5 separate regions of the Homo sapiens genome follow, and regions 2, 3, 4 and 5 are each linked to region 1. Evidence: chromatin loops called from intact Hi-C (ENCODE). Cell type or tissue: PC-9. All regions are shown on one strand. Links, peaks and the distances in the headings refer to the core of each region. The heading gives the core; the rest is flanking DNA. Region 1 overlaps MGLL (monoglyceride lipase). Region 2 overlaps MGLL (monoglyceride lipase). Region 3 overlaps MGLL (monoglyceride lipase). Region 4 overlaps KBTBD12 (kelch repeat and BTB domain containing 12). Region 5 overlaps KBTBD12 (kelch repeat and BTB domain containing 12).

The links. A loop is a pair of places that touch in the nucleus more often than their neighbours do. Peaks named below come from ENCODE experiments on the same cell type or tissue, not always from the same donor. Only the 100,000 strongest peaks of a DNase experiment are listed, where the experiment ranks them.
Region 2: it touches region 1 in a loop (4-fold over the local background); 45 of 110 quality-filtered maps call a loop at or near these places.
Region 3: it touches region 1 in a loop (7-fold over the local background); 12 of 110 quality-filtered maps call a loop at or near these places.
Region 4: it touches region 1 in a loop (3-fold over the local background); 22 of 110 quality-filtered maps call a loop at or near these places.
Region 5: it touches region 1 in a loop (9-fold over the local background); 24 of 110 quality-filtered maps call a loop at or near these places.

Annotation. Positions count from the first base shown.
Region 1 is chr3:127,687,014-127,692,835 of GRCh38, reverse strand. It overlaps MGLL (monoglyceride lipase), which reads left to right. Exons shown (of 8, transcript NM_007283.7): 8 at 513-3,770. The coding sequence ends at 638. Among named protein-coding and RNA genes, the nearest start is that of ABTB1, 17 kb to the right of the region's middle. RefSeq lists enhancers at 2,623-3,128, 3,129-3,634. In PC-9, for the core only: a CTCF peak has its summit at 1,782 (motif pointing left); a DNase peak (open chromatin) is centred at 2,555; H3K27ac peaks cover 2,535 bases.
Region 2 is chr3:127,744,176-127,748,175 of GRCh38, reverse strand. The region is part of intron 3 of MGLL (monoglyceride lipase); the gene reads left to right. LOC107986127 (a long non-coding RNA gene) reads left to right here. Exons shown (of 2, transcript XR_001740893.2): 1 at 1-1,516; 2 at 2,859-3,960. Among named protein-coding and RNA genes, the nearest start is that of ABTB1, 73 kb to the right of the region's middle. RefSeq lists enhancers at 1,045-1,154, 1,012-1,523. In PC-9, for the core only: CTCF peaks have their summits at 1,393 and 1,607; DNase peaks (open chromatin) are centred at 235 and 1,225; H3K4me3 peaks cover 592 bases; H3K27ac peaks cover 2,427 bases.
Region 3 is chr3:127,766,404-127,770,403 of GRCh38, reverse strand. The region is part of intron 3 of MGLL (monoglyceride lipase); the gene reads left to right. Among named protein-coding and RNA genes, the nearest start is that of MGLL, 54 kb to the left of the region's middle. RefSeq lists an enhancer at 1,529-1,628. In PC-9, for the core only: no CTCF peak of the experiment used is centred there; a DNase peak (open chromatin) is centred at 1,783; H3K27ac peaks cover 2,418 bases.
Region 4 is chr3:127,967,705-127,973,755 of GRCh38, reverse strand. The region is part of intron 5 of KBTBD12 (kelch repeat and BTB domain containing 12); the gene reads right to left. Among named protein-coding and RNA genes, the nearest start is that of KBTBD12, 55 kb to the right of the region's middle. In PC-9, for the core only: CTCF peaks have their summits at 2,395 and 2,609 (motif pointing right); a DNase peak (open chromatin) is centred at 2,585.
Region 5 is chr3:127,957,445-127,963,495 of GRCh38, reverse strand. KBTBD12 (kelch repeat and BTB domain containing 12) reads right to left here. Exons shown (of 6, transcript NM_207335.4): 5 at 110-307. Among named protein-coding and RNA genes, the nearest start is that of KBTBD12, 45 kb to the right of the region's middle. In PC-9, for the core only: CTCF peaks have their summits at 3,169 and 3,380 (motif pointing right); DNase peaks (open chromatin) are centred at 1,395 and 3,495; H3K27ac peaks cover 844 bases.

The DNA of each region.
Region 1 (5,822 bases), core at 1-4,000:
CATGGAACCACAAGAGGAAAGTGTTTCTAGAAGGTGACAGTGAGCAGCTTATGAATGACCAGCACAGTGTCCCCTGCCACAGCAATGGAGGTCCCTGGAGACCTCGCCAGGCTAGCCACCGTGGGTTGGCGGGAGTGGAAGTCGGCTTGGGATGAGCTGAGGACCCCGTGGAGGTCAGGATGTGAGGCCGGGAGTGGAACCCCCTCTTTTGAGAAGGTTGCCTGACTCAGAGACACAGAAACGGGTCCAGGGATGGGGAGAGATGTGGAGTGAGGGAAGGTTTGCATTTGAGAAAGGAAGTTCGAGAACACACTGGGACATTGTAACACATTTGAACCATCTTCTGATAGAAAGGTGTTGGCCTCCTAATAATGGGAGGTCAGGGCCAGGTCCTCGGGCATAGGGAGAGGGTCCGGAGAATGCTGCAGACCCCTGCCCACTGCCCACGGTCTCCGCTCCCTGCACCTGCCTCTGATGGTGCAGCTCTGATTCCGTGTCTCTCCTCATTGCAGATTTATGAAGGTGCCTACCATGTTCTCCACAAGGAGCTTCCTGAAGTCACCAACTCCGTCTTCCATGAAATAAACATGTGGGTCTCTCAAAGGACAGCCACGGCAGGAACTGCGTCCCCACCCTGAATGCATTGGCCGGTGCCCGGCTCATGGTCTGGGGGATGCAGGCAGGGGAAGGGCAGAGATGGCTTCTCAGATATGGCTTGCCAAAAAAAAAAAAAAAAAAAAATCAGAAATTGGAGAAATCCTTAGCACAATTTTCTAAAAAATAACAGACATTTTTGTTATACATTAGACTATCAGACACTGGACCTACCTTAATGGTTAGACACTTTATGCAAAAAAAGAGAAAGGTCCCAGGTGATTTTCCACAAAGAATGTGCTAAAATGTCCACTGAAAACAAAGCCAAGCCTCTGCCCTGCCTCTCCCAGCTCCCACAAGGGTTCCAGGAATTCCTGGTGTTCCCAGGACACCAGACTGCAATAACTGGAGGCGCCTCCTTCCTGCCCACCCTTCGCTCACGCCCCAGCGCCCTCTCTGACCAGCCTCCGCTTGGTGGCCTTCCTCTGGCCGTGTGATGAGGTGGTTGCTGTCTCCATAGGGGCCAGCTCCCCAGGGCAGACTCACGTGCCCCTCTGAGGCTCAGAAAATGCCCAGCCCTTCCTCAAAATGAGCAGCCACCCATGACTTTGTGGGCTCCTTGTTAGCCTGAGACCAGGCTTTGCAGAGGGGCGGGGGGTGAGGCTTAGCCCAGAAGGAGAACTGAGCAGGAAACCAAGGCTCTTCTCTGTCCCCTGCCCTTCCCCTCCTGCCAGGGGGAGGCTCAGGTTGGTCCCCGAGTGCCGCCTGTACTCACAAAGGCTGCCTTTCCTCTAGAGTCACTAATTTTACCTGATGCTATGAGAGAATCATATTGAAGATGAAATGTCTAATATATAATGTATATTTTAAAGCAGAGACTATTTTGGTGGATAGGTGGGAGGGAGCAAGGGGAGTTTGAGGGAATCAGAGCTTGATGCTACTGTACAGAACTGGACAGGTTGGGCCGGCAGTGGTGGGGCCAGAGGGCTCTGTGCTCTAGGAGCTAAGCCAGCAGCCCCCGAGAGGGGACTTGGCTGGGCCTTTCCTATGGGCAAGGCCCAGTGCTCTTCCTGCCCACCAGGGACCATGGAGCAGTGGCACCCTATGGGGCTATGATCCCTAGGCCTGGGCCTGGGCCTGCCTATGGCCCAGAGCTACCCTGGGAGTGTCAGTGCTAGCAGCACAGCTACCTCTGGTGGCAGGAGAAGAGAGGCCCAGCACAGCAGCAGGCCAGGCCTTCCTGTCCAGGTCTGCATGGAGCACTCGGTGACCCAGAGCAGGGACTGGAGGCACCCCCAGCCCTGCCCCAGGCCACAGCAGGACAGGCCGGGACAGGCCTCACCCAAGGCCAAGGCTGGCATCAGCCAATCATTCAGAGCTGAGGCCCTGGGCCTAGCCTGCCCTTCTCAGGTGCCAATACCACCCCAGCCCTGCCCTTGGCCTCACTTTTTCCCAGCAATAAGTGGGGTTCACCACCCGCCTCGGGAATACTTTCCCCTTCTAAATGGGACTTGCTGTTACCTCAGGAGGCTCCTTAGTGCAAATATGACCCTGGTCAGGGCTTTGCCACCGTTGAAGCCCTGCAGAAGGTGCAATGTAGGGGTTCTGGGGCCACAGAGGAGAGGCCACTTCCCACCAGGACCCCCAACATGAAGTCTAGGCCTCAGGGGCTCCCGCCCTTCTTCCTCCAGCAGCGGGAACTGCCACTGCTCTCCCAGGCCCTGTTCTGGAGGCTAACCTTGGTTCCTGGAGAGTGTGCCCCTCCACCCTCCCTCCAGCAGCCCTGATCACACCATGAGAGCCAGGAACGGGTCACCCTGCTGAAGATCACTCTGTGCCCTGGGGGAGGAGCCAAGCCCTCACCCCACAAGGGGCAGGTGGGGGCTTGGTTGCTGACCCGGCCCAAGTCCCCACAGAGCACCTTCTGTAGCTCCAGCTTGTCTCCCTGGCTTCTCTTTGAAGGAGAAAAATGTAAAATATGCACTGAGAAAGCCAGCCCCGCCTGCTTAGTCAGCCCCGGCAGCAGGGCAGCCATGGGAACTCAGGAAAAGCAGGAACCCTTTCCAAAAGCCCAGAGATGCCCTGGGCTCAGATCTGTAATTCTCCCAGGAGCTGTGATAGAGCAGGCCACACAAAGTCCCTACGCCTCCCTGCTGCCTCCCCCAGATGCATGTGGTGGCATCACCATTCCCCAAATTGAATATCAGCATGCGGCCTGACCAGGGACTCTTTAGATGCATGAATTTATTTATATGAAGGCTCTCACAGAGACACACACAGCACTTCAGTAGCATTTGCATTCCTGGTTAAAGAATCACCAATATTTAAAATAAAAACTTTCCTGAAATTGGGACTGTCATGTTATCCAGAAGGGCTGGTACATCCGCCCACCATGTCCCCCTGCTGGGTCAGGAGCCAACACAGGACCCTGCGTGTGAGCGTGCCTGACATCTCACGCACGGCCACTCCAGAGCCGGTCCCTGTCCTTGGAAAGCTGTGAAGCCTTGCGTTGAGTTCCTTCTCGATACTGACGGCTCCGTGCTGACATTCTGAGCTCTGGAGTCACACCAGCGCAGGGGCGTGGAGGAACTGAGGTTTGGAAGGAATGCCAGGTCTCGCACAGCTTGGCCTCGAGAAGGTGAGAGGAAGGCAAAGGCCAGGGAGGGGACCCAGAGAGGCCTGGCACACAAGGCCCAAGCACCACCGTCAACACAGCCCAGTCCATACAGAAATGGGTTTCATGCCTGAAAAGCTTTTTACAGAAAGATGCCGCCTGTAGCCAGTGACAGCCGCAACCCTACAGGCCTCAGTTCCTTGCAGAGGTGAGGGGTAGAGAGTCAGCCTCCCTCCCTTCCAGCAGCGACCCAGCTTCCCTCCACTTCCAGGTGGTGCTGGGCTCACCGAGGGAGCACTGGTGGGTGCTCTGAAAACCCACAGGATCCCACCTCCAGGCCCACCTGGGTCCCATCTCACTCTCTTCTTCTTTCACCAATTGCTAACATAGACCTTGTTGGGATCACGATGGCTTCACAAGCCAGCTGTTGGGTTTGCTATGTCACTGTGGCTCAGTCACATCCCTGCGTGTATACTGTCTGCGGGGCACATATGTATCCATTTAGAGCTAAAGGAATCAGTGTACACTACAGCTAATCCTAATAAATCCGATGTTTTCGGAATGGCGTCTGTCTGTCCATCACAGTAGCCTCTGACCCTGGATGGCAATCTTCCTTGCTGAGAGCACAGCAGGCCCTTTTTTAGACAGGCTGATCCCTGCCTGAGCCATGCCTGTCACCTGATACCAACTCCAGCAGTGCTTCCCAGCCTCCATCAGCGTGTGTGGAGTTTATCTTCTCCCATCCACGCTTGGAGCAGATTTCTAAACACACACATCCTCTCGCAGACCCTGCCCCGCCACTGGGGAGGACGGAGCCCAGGCCACCCTCCCCGTGCCAGCTTCAGGTGGCTTGTGCTTTCTCCAGGGCCCCATATAGATGCCAAACCCATCCCCACACAAGCTGGGCTCTGTCCGGACTCAGCCCTCCCTCCTCAGCATAGGGAACCCGGCCTCCTGCTGCTGGGCATCCTCCAGCCCCTCTCCATTCTATACCCACACGTGGCCCAGCCACTCTCCTCCTAAGTGTGGCCAGGATTATATGGCTTCCTTCCAGCTGCACAGCTGTCACCAGCGTCTGAGGGATGGCAGCAGCAGCCTCCTTGGCAGGCCCCGCTTTCTCTCCTGCACCCAGTCTGTTTCCACACGGAGGCGAGAGGGCTGTTAAAGTATGAGTCAGACTGTGGCCCTTCTCTGCTTAACATCCTCCGGTGACTACCATCTCACCTAAATAAAGGCCACGGTTCTTGCTGAGGCCTATAGGTGCTGGGCCTTTGGCCTCCTTGCCTCCCCTCTCCCCATCCTCCACATCCACTCAGTCCTCACCATGCCAGCCTCCTCACGGGCTGTCTTCTCAGTGAGGCCCTCCCCCAGGTGCTGCCCTGCCTTCTCCTCCTCCAGCACACTTGTTGACATCTGACATGACAGATCTTCTGCTTGTCTGCTTGGTAGCACTCTGTCCCCTCCCTTGTGAGCTGCAAAAGGGCATATCCCTGCACTACACCTCTGCCTGCTTCCCAGAGGGTCCCTGGAAAGGCCTGCCTGATAGGGCAGGGAGGGAAGGAGTGGGTGAGTGAGTGAATGAATGAGTGAGTGATGGAATGATGTGTTCTCTTTATCCTCTCTCTCAGGAGGAGCCAAACCCCCATCCCATGCAGGGCAGGTGAAGGCTCAGGTGCTGAGCCCAGGTCCCCACAGAGAGCGCCTACCATAGCCCCATATTATCTCTCTGGTTTCTCTTTGAAGGAGAAAAATGTAAAAAGTGCACTGACATGAGTGAGTGAGGGACTGTGCAAGTGAGTGAATGAATGAGTGAGAAAATGAATGCATGATGGATTGAATGAGTGAGGAAATGAGTGAGTGAATGAATGAGCAAGGGAATGAATGAATAAGTGAGTGAATGAATGAGGGAATAAGTGAGTGAGGGAATGAGGGAGTGAATGAATGAGCAAGGGAATGAATGAGGAAATTAGTGAATGAATGACTGAGGAAATGAGTGAGTGAGAAGAATGAGTAAGTGAATGGGGATGAATGAATGAAGGAATAAGTGGTGAGGGAATGAGAATGGATGAATGACGAAAGGAGTGAATGAATGAGGGAAATGAATGAGGGAAGGAATTAATGAATGAAGGAATGAGTGAGAATGAGTGGGGATGAATGAAGGAATGAGTGATGAGGGAGTGAGTGAGAATGGATGAGTGTGGGTATGAATGAGTGAGATCATGAGTGAATGAGGGGATGAATGAATGAAGGAACAAGAGTGAGGGAATGAGTGAGAAAATGAATGAGTGAGGGAATGAGTGAGAGAATGGATGAATGAGGGAATGAGTGATGAGTGAATGAATGAGGGAATGAGTGAGTGAGGAAATGAGTGAATGAATGAAAGCGAATGAGGGGATGAATTGAGGGAATGAGTGGGTGAGGAAATGACTGATGAATGACTGAGAGAATGAATGAGTGAGGGAATGAATAAGTGAAGAAATAGAATAAATAAGTGAATGAGTGAGGGGATGAATAAATGAGGGAATGGGTGAGTGAGGGAATGTGTGATGAGGGAATGGATGGATGAGGAAATGAGTGAGAGAATGAAGGAATGAGTGAACGAGTGAGTGAGAGA
Region 2 (4,000 bases), core at 1-4,000, 55 kb before region 1:
AAACCAGCCCTGCCCGTGTTAGTCAGATCCAGTGAGGGGCGTTGCAAGTTGTTTTATATTTGTTTTGGATTACTTTCAACACTTGTCCTAGAATGCTCCGAGTCTCTTGCTAATGAGTTTTCCTTTACTTAATACCAGACGCTGTGGCTCCTCCCCGCGTGAAATCTCACGTGGACTTGGGAAGAGAGAGCATCTGTCCCCATTTGACTCATTTTCAACACCAGGTCCCCGAGTGCCAGGTTGTGGCCAAATCCTGTTCCAGTGGGAGGACCCCCCTTCCCTAGGATGTGGCTGAGTCACTTGTTTGTGCAGGCTCAGGAGTCTGGGAGCCACCCCAGGGACCACAGGTGTGGAAGGAGAAGCCCGCTCCAATCACGGTTTCTGGGCGTCACCTTGGAGACAGCAGCTGAGGAGCTCAAATAGGTGTTACCGTGGAAGCTCCTGTCTCAAGGGAGCCTGAGGTTTTCTTTCCCAAGTCTGTAGACAGCCACTTGATGGAAATGATCATACCTGTGCCCATTTGCGTTGGGCTGGACCAGAGACCCTGTGCTTACAAGTCTCCGTGGCCTCTTAGCTGCCCTGGAGGGAACCTCTTGTTCTGTGACTTAAGAAACCACAAGCTCTTGTCCTGATGAGTTCTCTTATTCTTGAGAATCTGTGGTGGGCCTGGTACTTTCTAGGTGCTGGAGATACAAAGACACCACAAGGCACCCTGCCCCTAAGGAGCACACAGTCCAGCAGGGGTCTGTAGTAGACCCTGATTATGCCATCCTGTGATAACACTGGAGTTGGACCTCTAGACACACAGGAGAAGGCTGGGGGTTTTTCTAGGGGAGAGACAAGACACGCAGATGTTCCACAGGGTGGAGGGGTGTTTCAGATGGAGCAGGTGTGTGTGCAAGGCCCAGGATGTGCAGGAGTGCAAGGATGGGTGAGTGGTTGCTGCCTGGAGGCCTGGGATGGTGGCCTTGGGTCACTTCCCCTGAGTCCCAGACCAAATCTCCAGATGTTCCCAACAGCCCATCAAAGAGCAGGTACTGAAGAGGGGGCTGAGGAGCTCCTTATGTCCACTTAAGTGGAGGGACAGAGACACAGTACAAGAGAAGGGAACAGAGACAGGGACACACAAAGGCAGACACAGAATGACCCACTTGTGACCTCAGGTGGCTCCATCAGCAATCGAGAACAGGGCTGAGTCACTTGTTTGCGCAGGTTCAGGAGTCTGGGAGCCACCCCAGGGACCAGCTTCCTAGACCCCGTCCCCTGAGGAAAATTCAGGAAGGAGGAGGGAGGGGCAGGGTTATCTCCTCCCCAGGCCCATGGACTGGGTGGATCTTGTGGAATGCACTGGGCTGGAGGGAGATTGGGGGCTGGGGGTGGGGAGAAGGGCTGGAAGGCCAGGGAACCAGCCCCAGTAGACGAGAGGGAGGCTCCCTACGGGAGTGGCAGAGGACAAGAAGGATGGCGTGCATGCCTCTGGAGGGAGTGGACGCAGAGGGAGACGGAAGAGTGGAATGTGAACCTGCAGTTCTACCCCCACAAAGACAGGGGGTGCAGCTAGAGGTCCAGGTTGGGAGGGGAACATAACTGGTTCCAGACAGGTGGGAAACATAGGGGTGGGACCTGGAGCCAAATGAAACAGAAACCAGCCCAGGGATCACACCAGGGTGTCTTAAGTGTTCTGTGTGGATGAGGCCCCCAGAACCAGAGAGAAAAGGGAGGGCAGGGTGGAGAAGGGAAGATCGTGGCAGGGTGAATGGGGACCGCCTGGGGGCAGTTGAGGCAGGGTGGATCTGTGAGCCCAGGACAAGAGAGTGCTGTGAGCAGTGCAGGGGGGACTGCCACCTGCCCAGGAGCCACGAACAGCTTGAAGGCAGCCAGAAATGTAGGAAGGACGCTGTGCAGAGCTGCCATGTTAGAAAACTCAGGAGCCATGGCCGCATGTTTGGGGCTTGTTTTCTCCCTGAAGGAGAGTCAGGAGGACGTGCTCATTCCCGCTGGCCTCAGCTCCATCCTCACCATCCCAGGCGTTCTCACAGGCTCCTCTTCCCCAGTCTCCCTGGCCGGTGCTGTTGGCTTCTCAATCTTCCATCTCTTCCATCTCCACCTTCCTTGTTTCTGTCTGGGCCCCCATCTCCCAAGCTGCTGTCACTCATTCTATTCAAACTCTGTTCTTTGCCTTTACTTCAGTAAAGTCAAAATAACTTTTGTTAACATGGTGCACAAAAATGTAAAGTTCCAGCGCCAGTCTTGTGAAGGGTCAGTCCGTTGTGCAGCCTTCCCCTTCCATGCCCCGCCCCTGTGCCTTCTGTCCCCACTTGCAGGGATGGCAGCTGTGACACCAGTATGGGGGCTGGGACTCTTTCAGGGCACAGCTTTGGGAAAGCCTGTGTGGCCTGAGCAAGGCAGCTGCATCCCAGAGGATGGATGGACACTGCACCAGGAACCCCGGCATCCTGAAGCAGGCTTTCTTTTTTATTATTATTATTCATATAAATGTATGGGTACAAGTGCAGCTTTGTTACATGGATATATTGCGTGGTGGTGAAGTCTGGGATTTTAGTGTACCATCCCCCAAGCAATGTACATTGTACCCATAAGTCATCTCTCAATCCCCCATCCCCCATCCTTCCACGCCTCCAGTGTCTGTCATTCCACCTTCTATGTCCATGTGTGCACATTATTTCACTCCCACCTACAGGTGAGGACATTCGGCGTTTGACTTTCTGTGCCTAAGTCATTTCACTTAAGATAATGGCCTCCAGGTCCATCCATGTTGTTGCAAATGACAGGATTTCATTCGTTTTGAGGACCTAGCAGCATTCCGTGTATAAATGCACCACATTTTCTTTATCCAGCCATCTGTTTATGGACACTCAAGTCGATCCCTGCAAGAACTAAGCATGAAAGGTGGAGAAAGGAAGACTAGCATTTTTTGGATGCCTACTGTGTGACAGGTGCTTTCACTTGCCTCCTCATTTAACCCTTTCAGCAATCCACTCAGTAAATACCCTGGCCCCGATGGCGGCTTTCACTGATGAGGAAACCAAGGATCATAGCGGTGGAGACGTTTGCAAGGTCACACAGCTAAGACGTAGCAGCTGTGGTCTGTACCCGGATCTGATGCCATTGCCTGCCTGCTTTCTGCTGCCTTCCAGGGACTCTGCCGGTCAGCAGGTGTATGACAGAAGCATATATATTAGCCAAAACATGGTCTCTGTCATCTGTTTTCTAACTCAGATAAAGGTGATCTTAAGGACGTGGACAGCACAGTTTAGGATCAAATGTTCTGCAAAATCTGGGTCAGGTCAGGAATTTACCTAATTTGACATATTGTTTCCGACTCCTTTGACATTTCTCTTCATTTGGTTCTGAATATACAGTATAGGAGATTTTTTTCCTATTAAACCGTGTCCGGCGGTGTAAAAGCTCTTGGGGTTGCTGATCTCATGGAGCTCTGCAGTTTGCCTCAAGCAATTCTTTGGACTTCACAGAGCATCCTGTTATTTTGTTACAGACTTAATTCCTTGATCTCATGCATCCTGGAAGTTTCTAGTGGCAAAAGCCTCTCCCCACTCTGCAGCTGTCACTTATTTATAAGCCAGAGGCACTTTCTGTATATGCAACTTTCATCATAGAGCTCTGAGAGAAAGGTCTGGCATTTCTGGATGATTCTGGCCAACCCAGAGCTGCACAGAGCCCTAACATTTCATGAGAGAGAAAATCAACAGGAGAATGGCCACTGTGGGCATGACACGTGGCAATGTGATCGCTAACCCCACGGAACCAGCCACTTACCGCTTTCTGAAACCCAGATCGTCATCCCGCAGCGTGATACAAAAGGAAGATCATCTTGCTAGATGCCAAGAACCGTAGTTATGACACTTTTTGTCATTCTGTTTCCTCTTATTTATACAGTGGAGAGTAGGATGTTTTCAAATAAACCTTCTAAATATGAAATCCTGAGAATGCATTACTTCAAAAATGCTGCACCGTTAGC
Region 3 (4,000 bases), core at 1-4,000, 78 kb before region 1:
GCCATTCAGCTCTTTTTCTGTACAATATTTCATTTGATTAAAGGATTCACTTAAAAAAAATGTTTCAGGGTGAGGCATTACAGTGGGATTACAGTGGTTCACATCTGTAATCCCAGCACTGTGGGAGGCTGAGGTGGGAGGATCGCTTGAGGCCAGGAGTTTGAGACCAGTCTGGGCAATAGGATGTGACTCTGTCTCTACAAAAATAATACAAAAATTAGCTGGGTGCAGTGGCGTGCACCTGTCCCCGCTACTTGGGAGGCTGAGGTGGAAAGATCACTTGAGCCCAGGAGATTGAGGATTTAGGAAGTTTCTTCCACTTCTAGAATTCTCTGATTCTAAATGAGAAACTAGGTATGAAAGCTCTTTGCGAGTTACAAGGGAGGATAGTTATGAAGAGAGGCACCTTATTGCTGTTGCAGCAGAGCGGCCTGGGGAAGGGCAGGCTGATGTCGAGATGACAGGTGGAAGAAGAAAGCAGCCATGGCGCGCGCCGGTCACTGAGCTGAGCACTCACAGGAGCCCCGCTCCATCCTCAGGACAGACCCCCCAGCACTCTGACGGGGCTTCGGGGGTGGGGTGTTGTGGGGTGGAGGCAGGGAGGCTGCTCTGCTCTCCCTCCACTCAGCAAGTATTTATTGAAACTCACTATGTGCCTGCACTGTCTGGGCACTGGGGAAATGCTGAACCAAACAGACATCAGCTTGCAGCCTCTTGGAGCTCACTTGCTACTTAAATATGTTCAGTCCCTCAGGGCTAAGCCACCCGGGCTGGCAGCTCAGGGTCCAGTACTCCCTGGACCTGGAGAAGACCTCAGCTCTGATGGCAGCCTCCCCCTCACCAGCCTCCCTGGGCCTTGCCATCTTCATCTGAGAAGTGGGGAGGATGCACTACCTCCGTCACAGGGTTTTAGTGTGGACTATGGCACTAAGTGAGGGCAGCGTCTAGGTGATGCAGGTTAGTTGAACTTTTGAAATGCCAGTTGTTTAAAAATTGATTTGTAGGAAGCTTATGGTCAAAGACAATCCAATTCTTTTTTTTTTCTTTTTTTTTGAGATAGAGTCTTGCTGTGTTGCCCAGGCTGGAGTGCAATGGCATGATCTCAGCTCACTGCAACCTCCTCCTCCTAGGTTCAAGCAATTCTCCTGCCTCAGCCTCCTGAGTAGCTGGGATTACAGGTGCACACCACCACGCCTGGCTAATTTTTTATTTTTAGTAAAGACGGGGTTTCACCATGTTGGCCAAGCTGGCCTCAAACTCCTGGCATCAGGTGATCTGCCCACCTCAGCCTCCCAAAGTGCCGGGATTACAGGCATAAGCCACCGCTCCTGGCCTGACAATCCAACTCTTTCTAGCAGAGTTTTACCCAGAGACTCCATATGCTGAACTGAAAGGAACCATCTCTAGATATGAGGGCTGTGAGTATGGTAGTGGTTCTCAAAGTGTGATTCTGGTCAAACCAGCAACAGCAGGAGCAGCAGCAGCACCACCCAGGGATTTGCAGGAAGTGCACACTCTCCGGCTCCAGGGTGGGACCAGCAGTCAGTGTTTAGCAAGCCCTTAGGCAACTCTGATGGACACTATAGTCTAGAATCACTGCCCAGGGGTAGACACATGAGTGATGCGCTAGGTTCCCTGAAAGAGGTGAGCACTGGGGCTTGGAGAGCTGGAGGGGTGGACAGGACAGGGAGCTTCAGTAGGAAGAAGAGAGGAAAGGATATTTCTATCCAGGGGAGGGGGAAGGAAATGCCAAAGAGAGAAGGGAGAGTCAGAGTGGAACTCTTGGGAAATACTCCCTTACTTAGTCATCTTGGATGTCAGAGTAAAGTAGGTCAGGCCTCGATTCTTAACATTTTATTTCTATGACTCCAGTAGTCATTACACATCCCCAAAATGAGGGCTCTGATCCCTAAACCACACACCAGCTGTACAGAAGCAACTGGCACAGGAAGTGGCAGTGTGGTGTGATGGTTAGACACACGGGCTTTGGCATCAGCTATGGGCTCAAATCCTGGTTCAGTCATTTACTAGCTGCAGGGCTTTGGTCTGCAGTCTGTTTTTTGTTATGGCCTTCTCCAGTTTTGGTACCAGGGATATTCTGGCTAATAAAATGAATTGGGAAGTGCTCCTTCTTAGTTAGTTCTGAAAGAATTTGTGTAAGATCGTTATTATTTTTTCCTTCAATGTTTGGTAGATCAGTGAGGCTATCAAGGCCTGGAGTGTTCTTTACGGGAAGGATTTTAATTATAAATTCAGTTTCTTTAACTATTAATAGGACTATCCCAATTTTCTTTTTCTTTTTGTGTCAGCTTTAGTAGTGTTTTTCAAGGAGTTTGTGGATTTCATCCAAGACATCAAATTTATTGGCATACACTTGTCCATAATATCCTCTGTTATCCTTGGACAAGTTACTGGAACATTACTGAGCTTTGGTTTCCTAATCTATGAAACGAAGGTATTGAAATTTCTACCTCATAAGTTGTTATGAGGATTAAACAGTCATTTAGGTGGAGTGTTTATCAAAGGTTCTGGCATATAGCATGTATTCACCTGTTCATTATTATTACTGATGGCCTCACCACATTCCAGTTACCTGCTGAAGACATGTACTGAAAAGTGTTTGAATTCTATTGCTTAATAGCTAAAACCTGGCCACACTGGATATTGTCAAAAGCATCATTCTGAGACTATAAGTTTACAAATTGCTGTTCCGTTTCTAGAGTTAAACTTGCTTCAAAATTTCTTTGAGAACATTTTACACTCTTATGGAACAGAGTGCCCCAGGGCTCTGATAGTCTCTAATTTCTTAAATAATCCATTCATTCACTCATTCAAAAAAGATTCATCGAGTGCCTACCATGTGCTTTCACTGTGGGATAGAAAGAGGAATGAGACAATGCTCCTGCCCTTGAGAATCTCACAAGCTAAGGTCCAGCCCCAAATGTGTTTTTGAATTATTTGATCCTTGCCACGAGCCATGAAATATGGGATTTTATGACTGCAATTATAAACAATTGGTTAATTATTTACAATCTTTGGAACCAGGCAGGCAAGAATGTCACCCTGCCCTTGCCACTGACTGCTTATGTGACCCTGGGAAATTTCCTAACCTCACTGAGCCTCCATTGCCTCATCTAACAGGATGGGTGCAATAGTACAAATATTGAGAGATTAGATAAATCCAGGCTCCATGACAGGCACCCATAGATGGTGATGGTGATAGTGATGGTAATGAGTGATGGTGATGATGGAGAATATGAGGAAGGTAAGCCTTAAAGGATAATTTCCTAACTAGTTTTTTGGGGTTTTTTTTGTTTTTTTGTTTTTTTTTTTGATAGAGTCTCACTCCATCACTCGGGCTGGAGTGCAGTGGTGCAATCTCGGCCCTACCTGCAATCTCTGCCTCCCAGGTTCAACCAATTCTCCTGCCTCAACCTCCTGAGTAGCTGGGATTACAGGGGCATGCCAACACACTCGGCTAATTTTTGTATTTTTTGTAGAGATGTGGTTTCGCCATGTTGGCCAGGCTGGTCTTGAACTCCTGACCTCAAGTGATACGCCCACCTCAGCCTCCCAGAATGCTGGGATTACAGATGTGAGCCACTGTCCCCGGCCGTAACTAGTGTTTTTTAAAGAGGTAAACTAAGGCTTCATATTTGAAAGAAAAGAGCTCATTACAAATATCTTTTGTCATAAAAATTTATGTCATGTGGTTTTGCATTGATTATGGCACAACTGACTTCCAGAATCCTCTATAATGAACCAACAAAGCCACTGTCTTCGGAGTTCTTTGATGCTGTTTTTGAGGACACAGCACCCTTTATAAGAGTGCCCCTGCTTGGCTGATAAACAGGCCAGAAAGGCGCAGTTGGGAGGCGACCCTGTGCACAACTGAGGAAGTGGATTGGGGCTCCCACTCAAGAGAGGGGTTTGGCAGATTGTAAGGAGAAAAGAGCCAGGGGCACTACGAGTATTTTCTGAGTAGGATTTACTTTCAATA
Region 4 (6,051 bases), core at 778-4,777, 280 kb before region 1:
AGGTGAAAGAATAGTACACTGAATACCGGTGTATTCTGCATCTAGAGTCAATAATAGTTAGCATTTTGCCTTATTATCTTTATGTCCCCACCCCATACACACACACACTTTTTTTTTCCTGAAACCTTGAAAAATCAATTACAGGCATAATACTTCACTCCTAAATACTCAGCATACTTCTTCTAAGGATGAGGAAATTCCTTTACATAATCACAAACCATTATCATACCTATGAAAAAATAACATTAATTCTATAAAATTGAATAAAATCCTGTTCATATTCTAATTTCCCCAGTTGTCCCCAGAATAACTCAATAGCTGTTATTTTCAAACCATCATCCAACCAACCTTCACACATTATACTTTGTTATTATGTCTCTCTGGTCTCCTTTCATTTAGGAAGGCCCCCATCTTGGGTTTTTTTCCCTGTGACATTAATTTTTTTGAGTCAGGGTCAGTTTTCTTGTAGAATGTCCCACAAGCTGAATTCACCTATCTCCTCATAGGGTTGTTTACTTTGTTCTTCCTCTATTTCCTATAAACTGGAGGTAAAATGTAGAGGTTTGACTGGACACAAGTTAAGTATTTTGGTGGTGGTGGGGACATGAGAAGACTCTATACTGAATGATATAGGAAGCAAATACTATAAAATTATATCATTATTAATGATGATTATTTGATTACAGCGGTGGCTATCCAATTTCTCCATTGTAAAAGTACATATTTTTTCATGTTGTAATTAGTCTGTGATTTATCAGGTAATATGTCTTCAGTGCCATGTGACTATCCTGTTCTTTATAACCTTTCAACCGATGCTTTTAGCATCCATTGATGATTTCTGACTGAACCAACTATTATACAAATTAGGATCTTGGCTATCCTTCTATCATGACTTCTACATTTATTACCTGGCTTTTGATTCAATGTGTTTCAGTCAATTATAGTCAATTACGATTTTTGATGTTTGAATTATTTTGAATCTGGCCAGTGACTGCCCTTTCAGGCTGGTTTCTCTGTCTTTTCATGACTCCCTTAAGTCTTTGACAATGTACCTGCTTTCTGGTGTAACAGGATATCTGAACCTTACCTTGCAATTTCTGTGCTCCAAACCTAGAATCAGCTATTTTGTGAAGAAGCACAACTACATTCTAAGCAGCTAGCTGAGTCCATCATCCAACAATACAGCAACTTCCTTATTTTGCCCTCAATGAGCTCTGTTAGGGCTGGAACCAAACATGTTTGTATGTGTATCTTTGGGGTTTAACATGGGCTTACTACCTAGAAAGGCATTCAATAAAGGTTTGTTGAATGAAAACCCAACAGACATCAGCCAGGCTCTTAACCCTGACTGCATGTTAGAAAAATCTGAAGATTTTTAAAAAATATTGATGCCCAGGCCCCATAACCAAATATTCTGATTTGATTTGTCTGGTATGGAGAGACAGTTTAGCCTACTGCTAAAAATATAGACTTTGGGGCCAGACTATCTAACTTTGAATCCCAAATTCAACATTTACCCTCTGTTTGACTTCTTTAGATGGCTTCAGTTTCTGCACCTTTAAAATAAGGGAAATAATAGTTGCAGGCTGTTGAGAGAATCAAATAAATTAACACATGCAAAGTGCTTAGAATTTTCCCTAGCACAGGGTAACCAGGTAACTGTCAGCTGTCAATTTTAATCTGCATTGGTTAGTAAAAGAATTCATTTTTGAAGTACTTCCCAGTGCATTTTCTCTTTCTGATAATTCAGATTTGTCCTCGACAGGCTTTTCACCATTAAGACTGTGCCACAAGACTAAACTAGAGGAGGCAGAGGGGTGATTTGAGGGAAGTTCTTGCTGGACAGATGGAGGAGGTAGAGAGCATTTCCAGTCCTGGGTGAAGGAAGGAAGATTTGGAGGGGCTGATACTAAGGTGAAAATGTTGTTTGGGTCCCCTAGAAGTTAGCCAAAGAAGATGATGAAAATGGCTCAGATGGGCTGAAGGCAGAAGGGACTTAGCCTGGACTCTGGGAAGAAATCCCCCTGCCCACAGCGGGTCCCACTGGCAGCCAGTATAGAGTTGAAGTGGAGAAACAGGAGGCCTCCCTGCTCCCTCAGCCTGCTCCCTGAGCTCCCCTGCCATCCTGGAGGAAGGGAAGACAGCCACAAGTGGCAAACAAGTGTGTACCGATGGGCTGCCATAGTAGGGAATGGGGGGACCCTGCACCAGAGTTCGGGGAAACAGACAGAAACCAGAGCCTGGCAAGAATATGCAGTTGAGTCTCAAAGGGCCAACAGCTGGAACAAGAGCCAAAGTGGGGGCTTTGTCAGCAGGGAGAAGGCTGAGCCCTCTGGGAGCAACTCCTCTTTGTGAGATATACAAGAATCCTGAGGGCACACTTGAGCTAGAAAACATGAGAGTGGCTCTTCGGTATTCAGTTCATTATGATTATCACCAAGATGCCCTCTGTCCAAGCCCACAGGGTCCCTTAAAAGGCAGGATTTCTGCGTGCCAACCACAGGAATCTTTTGCAGGTACCTAAGGCCACAGTGTTGTCATCCCTTGGATGTTCTTATAGCAGGGAATAGTTTCCTGCCACTAGGTGTCATCTGCCACCACTGTCTTCTCTGTCTCAGGAAGCCTAATTCTGTCTCTGGAATGGGCCATTTCTGCCTCTTTCACTCAAGGAACCTGCCTCTAAGCACCCTCACCATGGGCAGTTCAGCTTAATTCTCCTCATTAGTGTCAAACACCAAGCTGATTACTGTGAGGATATAAGAGAAGGAGTTCTGACTTTTTCACTTTAACAACAGCTTTATTGAGGTATAGTTCATATATCATAAAATTCACCCCTTGAAAATGTATAAAAAAATGGTTTTTTAGTATATTCACAGAGTTGTGCAGCCATCACCACTGTCTAATTTCAGAACATTTTCATCACTCCCAAAATAAATCCTCTGCCCATTAGCAGTCACTACCCATTCACCCTTTCTCCATTTTCTGGCAATCACAAATCTACTTTCTGCCTCTATCCATCTGCCTTTTCTGGACATTTCATATAAATGGAATCATGTGATATGTGGTCTTTTGTGATTGCCTTCTTTCACTTAGCATAATGCTTTCAAGGTTCATCTATGTTGTAGCAACTGTTAGTATTTCATTCCTTTTTATTGCCAAATGATATTCCACTGCTTAAATAGACAGTATTTTACTTATTTGTGTATTTTACTTATCTGTCCATCTGTGGATGGACACTTGGGTTGTTTCCACTTTTTGGCTGAGACGAATGCTGCTGCTGTGAACATTCAGGTACAAGGGTGGGCATATATTTTCAATTCTCTTGGATATATACCTAGGAGTGGGATTGCTGCATCGTATGGCAACTCTGTGTCAACCTCTTGAGGAACTGCCAGACTTTTCCAGAGCAGCTGCATTATTTTATATCACCAGCAACGTATGGTGGTTTTGATTTCTCCAAACCTCGACAATACTTGTTATTATCTATCTTTTTTTCATTGTAGTCATCCTTGTGGGTATGAAGTGTATCTCATCATGGTTTAGATTTGCATTTTCTTAATGGCTAATGATGTTGAGCACTAGATCATCTGTTTATATTCACTGGACAAGTGTCTATTCTGTTCCTTTGTCCATTAAAAATATGTTATCTTTTTATTATTGAGTTATAAGATTTCTTAATGTATTTTAGATACAAGTCTCTTACCAGACATGATTTGCAATTATTGTCTCTCATCCTGTGGGTTGTCTTTTCATGTTCTTGTTGTTGCTCTTTGAAGCACAAACGTTTTGATTTTTGATGTACAATTTATCTTTTTTTTTTGGTATGTGTGCTTTGGCATTTCTAAGAAACCATCACCTAATTCAAGATTTATGCCTACATTTTCTTCTAAGAATTTTACAGTTTTAGGTTGTATGTTTAGATTTTTAATCTACTTTGGGTTCCTTTTTGTACATGGTAAGAGGCAGGATTCCAACTTCATTATTTTGCATGTGGATATCCAATTATTCCTGCACCATTTGTTGAAAAAAGGATCCTTTCCTCACTGACTTGTCTTGGCAGCCTTGTTGAAAATCAGTTGACTGAAATGGAGGGATTATTTCTGAACTCTCAAGTCTATTCTACTGATCGATATGTTTTGTCTATCATTATGCTGGTACCACATGGTCTTGACTACTATAGCTTTGAAGTAAAGCTTCAGAATTAGGAAGTGTGGGTCTTTCATCTTTGTTCTTTTACAAGATCATTTTGGCTTTTCTGGGTCTCTTACATTTCCATATAGATTTTAGGATCATCCTATCAATTTTTGTATGTAATATCTTACCATTTATATAGAATTTTAATTCCTTTTAATGATGTCTTGCAGTTTTCAGTGTACAAATCCTGTACTTTTTTTGTTAAATTTACTCCTATTTTATTCTTTTTGATGATATTGTAAATAGAATTGTTTTCTTAATTTCATTTTTTAATTGTTCATTGTAAGTGTATAGAAATACAATTTTTTGGCGTATGGTCTTATGTCCTGCACCCTTGTTGAACCTGTCTATTAGCTCTAGTAGCTTTTTAAAATAATTCCTTAAGATTTTCGAAAAAAATGATTATGTCATATGCAATTAGTTATTACTTTCCAATATGGATGCTTTATATTTCTTTTTCTTTCATAATTTTACTGATTAGAACCTCCAGTATAATGCTGAATAGAAGTGGCAAGAGTAGGCATTCATGCCTTGTTCCTGATTTTAGGGGGAAACCTTTCAGTCTTTTACCATTAAGCATGATGTTAGCTGTAGATTTTTCATAAATACCCTTTATCGGGCTGAGGAAGTTACTTTCTATTTCCAGTTTGTTAAGTATCTATAGCACGAAAGGGTGCATCTATTTTTTTTCTTTGCATCTATTGAGATAATCTGTTTTTTTCCCTTTATTCTACTAATACGGCATATTACATTGATTCGTTTTCTTTTTTTTTTCCTTCAACTTTTATTTTAAGTTCCGAGGTATATATGCAGGATATGCAAGTTTGTTACATAGGTAAATGTGTGCCATGGTGGTGTGCTGCACGGATCAACCCATCACCTAGGTATTAAGCACAGCATCCATTAGCTGTTCTTCCTGATGCTCTCCCTCCTCCCACACATTGATTCATTTTCAAATGGTAAGCCAACTTTTCATTTCTGGGATAAATCCTTCTCGAACACGGTGTATAATTCTTTTTGCATGTTGCTGGATTCAGTTTGCTAGTATTCTGTTTAGATTTTTGCATCTATATTCATAAAGGCTACTAACCTATAGTTTTCTTGCAATGTCTTTGCCTAGTTTTGGTATCAGAATAACACTGGCCTCAAATAGTAAGTTTGGAATTGTTCCCTCTTGTATATTTTGTAAGAGTTTGTGAAGGATTGGTGTTATGAGCTCTGACCTTTTTGAAACACAATACTGGCTCCCTCATTCTGTATTGGAGGTGGAGAACAAAGCCTCCTGGTGAGTCCCAGGACTCTGTCAAGAACTGCAAAGAGTCTGGGATTTTATAAGTAAGCTTGCTGCAGTTTCATGGATGCTAATAGAAGACGTAAGACTTCTGGGTCAGAGATGAAAGACAGTGTTATAGCAATAGTAGCAACTAGTATATCAGCATTTTTATGCCAGTTATTATGCCAGTTTTTTGACTTATTCTCACGGGGCAATGTGAAGAGTGCCAGCTGAGACCTGTACAATCAATGGGTTGCATTACTGCAGAGAAATGCTGAGCTTAGGGAACCGGAATTTTTCATAATGACCAGTGAGCATGCCTGCTCTTTGCTGTGGAGATACTGACTATATCTTCTAAGGCTGTATGCTATCAAAGATGCTTGAAGAAATAGTCCAGAACAAAAGCAGTCAGTACCTCTGCTCATAAGACATGCAGAAACACTTAAGACCCATGGAAAATTATCTCCCAAAAGACTCACTTGTTCATATTTTTCTTAATACTCTCTTGTTATTCTTCTACTATATGCACTATATTTACATATTTTAAATTTAGGTTTTATTAGTTACACATTTGCTTGATTTAA
Region 5 (6,051 bases), core at 1,064-5,063, 270 kb before region 1:
TTTGCAGTGCTCACGTTGCTCTCAGGAATATTAGTGGTGATTGGATCAGTTAAAGAAAGTCAAATCAACACCAAAGGAGGTAACAAAATGTTTAAAACTGGACCCATACCTGCTCCATGGAATCCCCCGCAGACATAGAGTTTCCCATCCACTGCCCCTGCATTGGTGGAATTGGTGCGGAGTGAGAGGAGGGGACTTGGCATGGGAGGGCCCTCTCGCCAAAAGTCCCCATCTGGGTTGTAGATCTCCACCACGTCAAGGCATTTTCGAACCTGGCCCTTGTCTTGACCTACACAGCCAATGCCACCTGCAGAGAATTATGTGGAGAAATGAGAGGATCAGGAACTGAAACTCAATTGTGGACAGCACTGCCCCCTGCATGGTTTGTATCAAAGGTTTATGGGACTGTAACTTTTCTCTTTCTTGCCAGGTGCTACCTTGAAGACAAGTTCTAAGCAATAGTGATGTCTACTGTGTACTCCATAGCGACATTCAATGTCATTTTTATTCATAGTGTTCTCCTTGTTTGTGATCATGCATGAGACTGAGTCTACCACTGGCTTATATTCTATAATATCCAATGCTGGTTCACATCATGAGCATCCCCTTTATAATAAGAATTTCAGGGTTGACTGTAAAGGTAACCTGACTTTGACATCTGCCTTGCTGTTGATGGTTAGCAATGCTTTTGCTGATGTGGCTAGCTAGGAATGTGTTCTTCCCATCCCTTATCATTGCAAGCTGGTTTCTCCCTCTCTTCCTAAGTTGCATGATCTTTCCCAACTAGGGAAGGACTATTCTTTGGTAAATTTCAGGAAAGGCCCTAAACCCAAATGCCCAGTGCATCTTCCAGTTTTGGATGATATAGTTCATTCATCAGATAATTATTAAGTGCCTATTATATGTAAGGCAATGTGCTAAGTTATAATAAGGAGTTCTGAAAGATGCATAAAACATGTTTCCTGCTGTTAAGAAATTAATAGGATGGAAAGGGCCGTGTTTGCAAATAAATAAAGTAGAGGACATCAAGACAGGTGTCTTAAAGAGATAAAAGTGAGATTTAGAAGTCCAGGGACTGTAACAAGGAATATAAATAACACTTAGAGAATCATGACTTTAAGTACAACTCTCCATTGGAAAAATAATTGTATACAAATTTCCTATCCACTGTTACAAGAAACACATTTCTATGCACTGCTTTTATTTTCCCCTCCCAAGTCCACACTGGAAGGTCATCAAGGTCAGGGCCATATTTCCTGATCTGAAGGATGGCTCCTGAGACTGAGGTAAACCCCCCGGAAGGAGGGACATGCCTGTATTTGCAGACACGCCTCTCATCGATGACCTCATTCTATCCAGACTCACAGCCTGGTCTGTGTGACTAATCAAAAAGCCTGTAAAGCACTGGCCTCAGGTAAACCAGCTCTCCTTCACATAGAGAGGTCCTGGAAGAGTCACTGTGCAAACTGCATATGTTGGGTGGTGACTGATACTGGAGTATGTTGTTGACAGCGATCTCAAAACCAAAATTAAGAACTCTGCTTTGATCTCATGGCTTTTACTATATGTATCACATACTGAGAAATTAATCTCATGTGTTTCCTGGCCTGTCTTCTTTCAGTGTCATTTTATACCCTTTGCCTATCACTGCATCAGTCAGGTGGTATTTTCACCATCACCTGCTTTCCTATCTTGCTCACTGGCCTGTCGTTTTCCATATTGCATCCCTAGTACCTAGCCCAGTGCCTGACACGTTGTGTGTTGGAATGAAGAATGAGAAGTTTAATTTTGCATGTGCTTTCCCTGCCTGTCCAAGTGAGTGTGCTACTGGGGCCAAAGGCCACTATTCTGCATCTTTTATATCACAGGGCCTGCCACACAGTACTCAATGAATCCAAGAAGATTGATGGGAACAGCTTATTTTCACCATGGTTGGGGCTTATGCCAGGCATAAAAGCTGATGGAAGGGCACTTTGAAGGAAAAGTCTTTTTTTCTCTTTGCTGATATAAACTGACCTGTTTCCTGTCTCAGTTTGAATCCAGGGACTGAGGCTATAAACTAACTCAGGAGGCTTTTAGCTGCCTTCTCTCTTATCCGACTGGATAAATAATTTAGCCCATTACAGTGCCAAGTTTGAGCTGCAGCGTTTCCAAGGAGGGGACACACTGGCCTCGGTTAACGGCACAGCTCTGCTGTTCCTGGGCCCTCTTTCAATGTGGCACTGTGGTAGCGAGAGCTTTCTCAGCCTAACAAAAAGTGGAGTTTCCTATTTGTAGGGCAAGAAGGACTTAAAGAGGAGGATTTAACCATAGGAGTTGAAACAAGCAATCACCCATAAGGTAAGAGTAAGATGATCTAGTTGTCTGTTTTTGTGAGATCCAGGAGAAATGTTACTAGGCTGGTTTGTATTACAGCTCCTCCAGAAGACCAGCAAGTGGAAGCAAAGAGGTCAAATGCGAGTCACTGGAGTTGGGTTAGGGCACACGGAGCAACCAGCATCCTGAATCCAGCTCACAAATTTCACATAAAAGCCCATTAGAAGACTTCCCCAACATGACGCATATACAGAATGGGTATTATTCTCTTGATTTTTGCAATAATTAGTGTTGTCACTTTTGATGCTCTGTTACCAAGTGTATTTAATTATAATGTTCAGCCCTAACTCTACAAAACTAGCCCTTTCTATTTGGTTGGCAGGCAGTTCACACGCTCCACTCAAGGAGTGACATGAGCTTACAGCGTGCTCTGTCTTTGTTTCTGACCATTAATGCCTGAACACATTCTCTGTCTCACTTGGATGTAATTCCACCATCAAGTACACTCTATTAGCAGCAGACTTAATGAGCTTAAACTGAAGGTGAATCCTGATTAGGTAAATAATCAAATGAAAGCATGATCTTCATTAATAAGTCAGCACCAGCACTACAAGAGAAATCTTTTGATGAGAGGTGTCTTGGGGTAGGATCAGTACATCTGTAGAATTTCAATGAGATACCTCCATATCTTTAATTTATACGAACCTCTGAGCATGACTTTTCTTTATTCAAAAACAGACAAATGAATAGAAATTATATTTGCAGGTCATATCCAAATGGACCTCAAATGCAAAATATATACCCTGGTTTTTATTTATTTATATTTTTTGGTGTGTGCGTAGTGGAAAGGGGGAAATTATAGAAGAGGACAATGCCTGCCTCTCTTCTTTATCATTTCTATAAAGACTCCCTCCTTCTTGTGTGTGTGGCTATTTTAGATTCTCTCCTCTCTGTGGGGTGCAGGAGTGAACCTCTCCTCCCACACAAAGCCTGGCAGGGAGCTGGCTGAAGCAGAGGGGAGTGGTACTCGCTGCCCAAGTTGCCCTTGAATGCAGTGGTGCTTGCTCCCAATGTCCTCTGCCTGCAGGGTCACCTCAAGGTGGCAGGCTTATTCTATTTTCCCCTGGGTTTGATCCAGAACAGGAGGTGGGGGTTTGTAATCCTTCAGATAAGCTTCCAAAGTTGCCTGTCGTGCTAAACCAGTCTTAGGGGAAAAATGTACATATATTTACTATTGTCGGCACCCACGTGCCTTGGAAAAAGCATGTGGACTTTGGAAACACTCAGACCCTGGTCCCTACCCTGTGTCACCATTTACTAGCTAGACAAAGTTGGTCAATTTAATTTATCTCAGCCTTTTCTCATCAGTAAATTAAGGATAATGACAGCAATTCCATAACCTGTTGCAAAGATTCACTTATTAGGCAACCATGTAAGGGTGGAGAAGGGTAAGGAGGAACTCCCATTTGTTGTATACCTATTCACAAGTATTGCCACAGGAATTTTTCTTTAATACCTATTCTCATGCACGGTGTGTAAACAAAATGGCTAGCATGCAGGAGGCACCCAAATGTTAACTCTCATTCTCTTTCATGTTCTAGGATGTTTCATGAGTAACCGGTGTTTATTAAAGTTGCTGAAATCCTACCTTTGATTACTCTCAATTTAATTATTTGCTATGTCTATAATTGATGGTTTACTAACTGTATGGTCAAATTGTCCTTAATAGTTTCTTCCGGGGTTGGATAGAGAGATTCAGAAGGCCAAAGGGCTGAGGAATGGGCAGAGCCTTCCTCTCAGGCTTCAGGCAGAGGGAAAAGCTCCCTGACATGACTTAGAGTAACTCATTTGGTCATAAATGTTTGAGAGAGGTAGGAGCTGTTGGTGGACCTAACAATAGAAAAGGATTTTGCAATGCATAGGCTTCTAGGAGTTAAACTGGCCCATATATCTGAGTGGATGGGCTACTTTCTGACTCACATGTCAGACATGATCTATTCACTGCTAATATAATGCTTGTGATGATTTGTTTCATTCTCACACAAGTTGTCAGCTCTCTGATTTTTTTCCAACCTCGTATCAGAATTCTAGCTTTGGTGCCTAAAACCCTAGAAAACATGAACCTAGCTTCTTGCCACTTTCTAAAGTCTAACACAGGAGGCTCTTGGGTATTTTCAGAATGAAGCCCTTCAGTACAAGGCTGACAGCTGCTTACCTGCCTTCTACCGGATTCTGGTTGATACTGTGCAGTGCTCATCAATAGGGTGCCTGGGCTCACAGAACAGGGCTGCTGGGCCCCCATGTACTGTGGCCATTCTCCATTCTCTCTATCTGCTGGCCTTCATAGCCCTTGACCAGCTTTTTCTTGCCAGGCCAGGAAAACACAATCATCTGTCTGCTTTTTGTTTGCTACCCCACACAGATGACTATGAAAATCAAATAAAAGAGCTTCAAGGGGAAGACCAAGTTCCATTTGTTACAGCTTGATTTTGCTTCATTTTGGAGGGAAAAATCAAGTGTTGGAATTATCTGATAACTTCCGAGTGGACATATAGCTGGTTTAATAGAACGTTCTGGAGCTGGGCCCTGAGTGCCAAATAAGCTGCAATTACACAATGCTGTCCCATCTGATCCTGAGTGATACCCGGGCTTTTGTGTCAACCCAGCACTGGGTCTTAGTGGATTTTCAGTCGAGTCTGGGCCTTTCAAACCCTGGGCCCATCTTTTCCTTGTCTCTTCTCCATCTTACCACCAGTCTGTCCTGCAGGGGTCCCAGCAGGTCTAAAGCCTGGGCCAGTAAGGGGAGAGCACAGAGTGGAGAGCCTGGACGTGGTGGGTGGGAGTGAGCTTAGGGGATGGCCCATAGATGCCACAGCAGGCTAGAGGTGCCAGCTGCAGATGAATGTCACCACAGCCCTCCTCTCAGCAGTCACCGACTCTGCTGACTGTACCTCCTCAGTGCCTCCCATACCCATCCCCTCCCCTACAGACACCAAGTCTTGGTGACCCAGCTGCTCCTAACTCCTCACATGCCTGGTCTGCCCTTCTCCCTCCTGCACCGCCCCTGCCCCTGAGGCACCAGAACACTCAACCATTCTCCAAATAAGGGAGGCTGTTTGTCTCTAGGCCTAGGCTTGGGCTGATCTCTCCGCCTAGAATGGCCTCTTCTCCTCCTCAACTTGGCAAACCCCTACTCCTCTTTCAAGGCTCAGCTCCACCTTCAACCTCTCACAAAGCCTTTCATGTCTCTACACAGAATTGGCCATTCCCTCTTTTTAGGCTTCCACTGTCCTGAACAGAAATCAAGGTTCCTATGAAAATACATTGCTCTAATTTATCTCCCTATATGTTGCCTTGTTAGATGAGACTGTAAGTCCCTTGAGGGCAGATGTCTAATCACATCTGTATCCCCAACACTTTCTACACTGGGTACGGACAGTGAAGACACAAACACTGAACAGAATGCATGGGTGGGTCAGCTCCTTACTCATGTCCTAGGTATCTTTTTTTCTTATACTTTTTTTTTTGGTGGCGGTTGGGGGAGCGGTCAAAACAGAAAGTGATAACTGGCTTTTCAGAATATGGCAAGTCCTAAATCCAAAGAGCTAAAAGTTGGCTGATTATAAAAGTCATCTTCTTAAGAATATAGGAATCTAATCTCAGATCCTGAGAAAAATGACTGCTGTCTGTTGTTGGGCTCATCTTTTCCCCCAGATTGGCCTGCCTAATACTAGT